Linked DNA regions of Mus musculus: region 2 is linked to region 1. Evidence: chromatin contacts called from ENCODE Hi-C or POLR2A ChIA-PET data. All regions are on one chromosome and are shown on one strand. Each heading gives the region's core, a stretch centred on a gene start or an enhancer-like site at or near the end of the contact. The rest is flanking DNA. Distances are from core to core; before and after follow the strand shown.

What was found. A loop is a pair of places that touch in the nucleus more often than their neighbours do. ChIA-PET counts read pairs that join two places held with the same protein, here RNA polymerase II (POLR2A).
Region 2: a loop to region 1 is called in a map of regulatory T cell, with 2.1 times the contacts of the local background. The contact joins the promoter of Hspbp1 here to the promoter of Tmem86b in region 1. A Hi-C loop is called at or near these places in 1 of 37 maps with a recorded cell type or tissue (regulatory T cell). POLR2A ChIA-PET finds 5 or more read pairs at or near these places in 2 of 5 experiments (Patski and embryonic stem cell).

Annotation. Positions count from the first base shown.
Region 1 is chr7:4,629,054-4,631,893 of GRCm38, reverse strand. It overlaps Tmem86b (transmembrane protein 86B), which reads left to right and starts at 1,412. Exons shown (of 3, transcript NM_023440.3): 1 at 1,412-1,672; 2 at 2,092-2,338. The coding sequence starts at 1,622. Ppp6r1 (protein phosphatase 6, regulatory subunit 1) reads left to right here. Exons shown (of 24, transcript NM_172894.2): 24 at 1-399.
Region 2 is chr7:4,683,502-4,686,341 of GRCm38, reverse strand. Hspbp1 (HSPA (heat shock 70kDa) binding protein, cytoplasmic cochaperone 1) reads left to right here and starts at 1,361. Exons shown (of 8, transcript NM_001360629.1): 1 at 1,361-1,448; 2 at 1,776-2,070. The coding sequence starts at 1,867.

The DNA of each region.
Region 1 (2,840 bases), core at 163-2,662:
ATACATATATATGTTGAGGGAGGAGTAAGAAAGAAAGCCAGGACAATAACTGGGCCAGCAGCTCTGAAGCACACCTTCCCCGTCTGTCCCAGTAGGGGCTGGCGCTGGGGTTGGAGGCCGCTGGCCTGTGCTCTGGTGCAGATGCTCTTACCCAGCTTCACTCAGGACCACCTTGGGGTGTAACAGAGGGTGTCATCCGGCCCCTGGCCCTGGGGAACATCCCTAGAGGCCCAGAATGGGGGTTGCTGGGTACCCCATGCCCTGAGGGTTCCAGCACTGCTGCCAAGTGGCCTTGTCCCAGCTCCCCCTGCCCCCCCCAAGGCTGGTGTGAGTGTGCAAGTATGTGTGCAGAGCTTGTGTTTCATACTGCAGATATAAATAAAGGAAGATAGCAGAACATTCCTGCTGTGGGACTGTGAGTTCTGGGACTCAGAGTTGGGTGAACTTGCTCTTCATAGCCTAGAGAGCTACATTCTCTTAGGACCACACTTGTGAGAGTGTGTGTGGGTGTAGGGGATGGGGAATACTTAGACATCAGGCAGAACATCAGGAGTTAGCACTCTGGGGCGCTCTCATCCTGATATGTGTACCTCCGTGGCCCTGTTCCAAAATGCAGATCAGTTAGGGCTGTGCTGACTCAGCTCTATCCTCTAACAGGCCTGCTAAAAGGAGCAAGAGGTCCCTGGACTTTGGAGCTGAGCGTCCTGCCATTACGGGGATAGGAGGCACCAGGCATGTGGTGGTGGCAGAGGCAGAGGCAGGTGGATCTGTGTGAGTTCAAGCCCAGCCATGTCTACAAACTGAGTTCCAGGACAGCCAGGGCTGGGCAGAGAAACCCTGTCTCAAAAACAAAGGTGTGGGGGCTGGTGAGATGGCTCAGTGGGTAAGAGCACCCGACTGCTCTTCCAAAGGTCAGGAGTTCAAATCCCAGCAACCACATGGTGGCTCACAACCATTCGTAACGAGATCTGACTCCCTCTTCTGGAGTGTCTGAGGACAGCGACAGTGTACTTACATATAATAAATAAATAAATCTAAAAAACCAAAAACAAAAAACCAAAGGTGTGGGAGAGATTAGGAGACAGGAAGCTCCCTTGAGAATGGACATACAATGAAGCATCCCTAAGGGGGATGGTTGAGGAACCTAGTAGTTTCTTGGCATCCAGTAGGTCCCTATCTTGTTCATGGGAAGGCTGCAGAACATGAGTGTACAGTGGTGTGGTCGTCCTTCCTTCCAGGGAATGTTTGAATGACTTCAGGCACAATGCAGGATTTATTTAACCAGTGTTTGTGGCAGGACCCCTGTTTTCCAGGGTTGGTTGTAGGGCTACCCCTCTGTGGAACTTTGCATTGTTCCTTATAATTGGCTGGGTGTGAGACAATGGGAGTTCCACTTTGGGGGAGGGGGCTCACTTTTGGAGGTGGTGGCCAGGTTTCTAAGTGCTGGGGGGTGGCCCTTGGTGCCTGATGGGTACCTTATCAGCAAGTGCCAGACAAGAGCAGGCCTTGCGTGAGCCCTGTTATCAGCCCCAGAGTCCACAGGACACTTGGGTTAATGTGTAACCACAAGACTTCCCTCTGCCCTCTGAAGCCACTGGCTCCTAAAGAGAAGCAACTCAGCATGGATGCTAGAAAAGAGGGGCTGCCCCTGGAGACACTCTTTTCAGACCAAGTGAGAACCTGTAAGGTGGGGATGGGCAGGTCTGGGAACATGGGCAGTACTGGGGCCTGTGATTCTCTATGCTTGGTGAGTTGGTGGGGATGCCCTGTCCTTCCAGGAGGCTGGGTTCTAAGGTATCGTGGTTTTGTCCTTGCAGGAGATAGGAATGAAAAGGTTCTCAAGGTGGCTAAAGATCCTAGTCCCGAAAGTCCAACCTGGACATGCTTGGGTCCTGGCATGAGGGTGGTGTGGGGGATGGCCGTTAAAATAGGTTCTCACTGGGTATCCTAGACAGGTTTTGAAATCAACAGCCTCCCGTTTCCACCTGCTAAGTACTGGAATTAGACATTTCCTACAGTGCCTTGCAGTGACCCCTCCCCCAGGACTGGCTGCGAATGGGAGGGAGGCTGAGAAGCTTCGCTCTCTTGAAGTACCCACAGGTCCGCAGGTGGCTGGCCCCCTTCATCCTTGCCTGCTCCCTTTACTTCCTCCTCTGGATTCCTGTGGACCAGCCATCTTGGGTCAGTGCCCTGATCAAGTGCCAGCCCATTCTCTGCCTGGTTGTGTTCCTGTGGGCTGTGGCCCCTGGTGGGAGCAGCACCTGGCTCCTGCAGGGAGCTCTTGTATGTTCTGCTGTGGGAGATGCCTGCCTCATCTGGCCTGAAGCTTTCTTTTATGGTGAGCAGGGGCTTCTATGACAACACACCTAGGGTTCTTGTGGAGTTGAGTCAGTACTGGGACACAGCTTTTCATTATATGGAGCCCTCCCTCCCTAGGTCCTCTGGGTTATCCAGAGGTGCCAGAAGGCAGTGATGGGTGACAGCATAGCTCACAGTTCAGCCAGGGGCTTGGAGTCAGACTGGTTGGAAGATGTGGGATTACCTGGTTGGAAGGGGTGGTGTGGAGAAAATTAAGGTGTAGCATGACTGAGGTGGGTGGGGGAGGTAAGGAGTCATTTTTGAGATGTCTATATATGAGGGCTGGTCTGAATGGCCTCAAATGTTGGATCCTCCTGCCTTAGTTTTCTCAAGGGCTAGGATTACAGGAATAAGGATATGTAGCTGTGTAGATGGGAAGTGTGGCCATCCTGGGCATGGAAAGTGCATGTGGAAAGGACCTGGGGTAATAGTGTATGAGTTACTTTGTCCAAATGGGCCAGTTTGGCTAGAGTAGGATGGGG
Region 2 (2,840 bases), core at 112-2,611, 54 kb before region 1:
CATCAAGCAAGCATACAGTGCACGCACATACATGCAGGCAAAATGTTCAGGGTCAGTGGTGGCACACGCCTTTAATCCCAGCACTCAGGTGGCAGAGGAAAGTGGATCTCTGTGAGTTTGAGGACAGCATGGTCTACAGAGTAACTTCCAGGACAGCCAAGGCTATACCGTAAAACACTGTCTCAAAAAACAAAACAAAAACTAACCAACCACAAACTATTTGTACACAAGTAAATAGGTAAGTCTACAAAAAAATTAAAAGAACAACAATAATTTAAGAGGCTGAAGAGATAGCTTGTCATTAAGAGTACTTACTGTTCTTGCAAAGAGCCTGAGCTTGGTTCCTAGCACCCATATATATATATATATTGGTTGTCTCATAACTGCCTGTAACTACAGCTTTAGTTTGTCCTTTGTCTCTGGCCCCATAGAAACCTGCATTTACAGGCATCTGCCTCCTCCCCTACTACATAATTAAAAACAATCTTTAAAAATAAAATCTAGCCGGGCAGTGGTGGCCCACACCTTTAATCCCAGCACTCGGGAGACAGAGGCAGGCAGATTTCTGAGTTCGAGGCCAGCCTGGTCTACAAAGTGAGTTTCAGGACAGCCAGGACTACACAGAGAAACCCTGTCTCGAAAAACCCAATAAATAAATAAATAAATAAATAAATAAATAAATAAGTAACTCTAAAAATATTTTTAAAATGATTGGAAGATCGAAGGTGGAAGACAGCTGATGTTGACATGGGACTTCCCACACACCATGCATAGTCACATGAAGACACACAACTCACACAGAGTATTCCACACTGAAACCGGTAATAAATGGGGAAACTGAGGCCTAGAAAAAAGTGAGCCCGAGTCTCAGGTTACAAAGGTGGGATATTAGGGGAGATATCCCGAGACTCTAGGAGCAAATGCAGTTAAAATCAGTTGAGTGAGGAACAAAACCGTCTGAGCAGCAGCAGCAGCAGCAGCAGCAGCAGCAGCAGCAGAGAAGGGGCGTGGCCTACGCAGGGGCGTGGCCGAACAGGACAAGCTGAAGTTCCAGGTACTAAGAGGCGGGACTTGACTGGGACAGGCCGAAAGGCCTAGAAAAGAGGCGGGGAATATGGGCATAGGCGGGGCCTATGCCTGGGAGGGGAGGAGTTCGCCATGAAAGTCCCTTGTTTGCTAAGATAAACAGAGGAGCTAGGGGGCGGGGCTTATAACAAAAGCGCGAAATGTAGGGGCGTGACAAAGAGAAAGTGGTGGGGGCCTAGTCGACAGAGGCGGAGCTAAGTGCCGCATCCGCTAAGAGGTGCTGCTTAGAACTGGGCAAACAGCTTGGGGTGAGGCACTTCCGTGTGAGAACTGCGTATTTCCGGTAAAGATGGCGGCGCCCAGTAGAGTCAGGTGCAGCCTAGTCTATCTTTAGGCGTGGTGGCAGCTCTAGACCCGGCAAGGTGAGATCAGCCCCATTGGGGCGCCCCTCTTCAAAGACACGGGAGGAGAATTGTTGCTAAGGAGACTGAGCGAAGGCTTGTTGCCATGGAGGCGGGGCAGTGGGGTTGCTAAGAGACGAGGACGCAAGCTGGGGAGCTTGGGGGGGCTCGTTGCCAGGGAGTAGGTGGGGCCTGTTGCTAGGGAGCAAGGAGGGACATCTGGATTTGGGCAAGGGTCCTGTTAGTATGAAGGAAGGAAAGGGGGCTATGGTTAAGGTGGTTGCAGGCAGAATGGTTTGGGATCATGAGAAGACTCCTAACACCTTCAAAACTCCACCTTCTCAGCAGACCTTCAAGAGTCGACCCATCCGGACACCATTGCTGCCTCAGCGGTGACCATCAATTTCCTTTAAACACATTCTTCCTTCACAGAAAGTCCATGGCAGACAAAGGCTCAGGGGGCAGTCGCCTCCCTCTTGCGTTGCCTCCGGCCTCTCAGGGTTGCTCGTCAGGGGGCAGTGGTTCCTCGGCGGGGGGCTCAGGCAACCCCCGGCCTCCACGGAACCTCCAAGGCCTGCTGCAGATGGCTATTACTGCGGGTTCTCAGGAGCCAGACCCCCCTCCAGAACCCATGAGCGAGGAGGTAAAGTATGAGGACCTAAGAAGGTTGGGTGAGGGTCCTGAGGATCTAAGTGTCTTGGGGAGAGTGGCTTAGTGAGCTACAAGCTGTTGTCTTCCTGGGTGGTGAGCTAGAGTCTAAATGTGGCATCATGATAGGGTGAAGGTCAGCTGTAAAGTGTCCGATCGCAGCCTTGTATTGGGAAGTCTCATGATGAGTGAAAAGTCTAAAAGCAAGCTGGGTTCTCTAGACCCAGGCAGAACTAGATTCAGCTTTGTCTCCACAAGTGTGACCTTGGGTATATTATTTAATCTTTCGAATCCTCAAGTGTTCGTTCATTTTTGAATTGATGGTGATAATAGTAATGATAGTGTCTTATCAGGCAATTCTGATGTTCCAGTCTATACTGACTCGTACACAACGTAGTTGGGTTTTGCCAGTTGCCAGCCATGACCTTGGTTGGGCAATTCACATCCTTTCTTTGCCTCTGATTTTTTTTTTTTAATCAATGAATTTGGAATAGCTATAATAAAACCTTACAGAATTGTCTTAAAGGTTGATAGGAATTTTTCATGTAACTTTTTTTAATTGACATTTACGATACATAGAATATTGTAGTAATTCAGTTAAGTTACAGAATAATTTATACATGTTGTGTCATGTTGTGCCAAGGTGGAAATAGGCATAGAGCAATGAGATAGTTTGCCCAAATTTGTCCAGGAGCGTGATTTCAAAGCCTTACAGCTTCTTCCCCTTTTCTTTCCTGTTTTGAGATTGCGGTCTCAAACAGACCA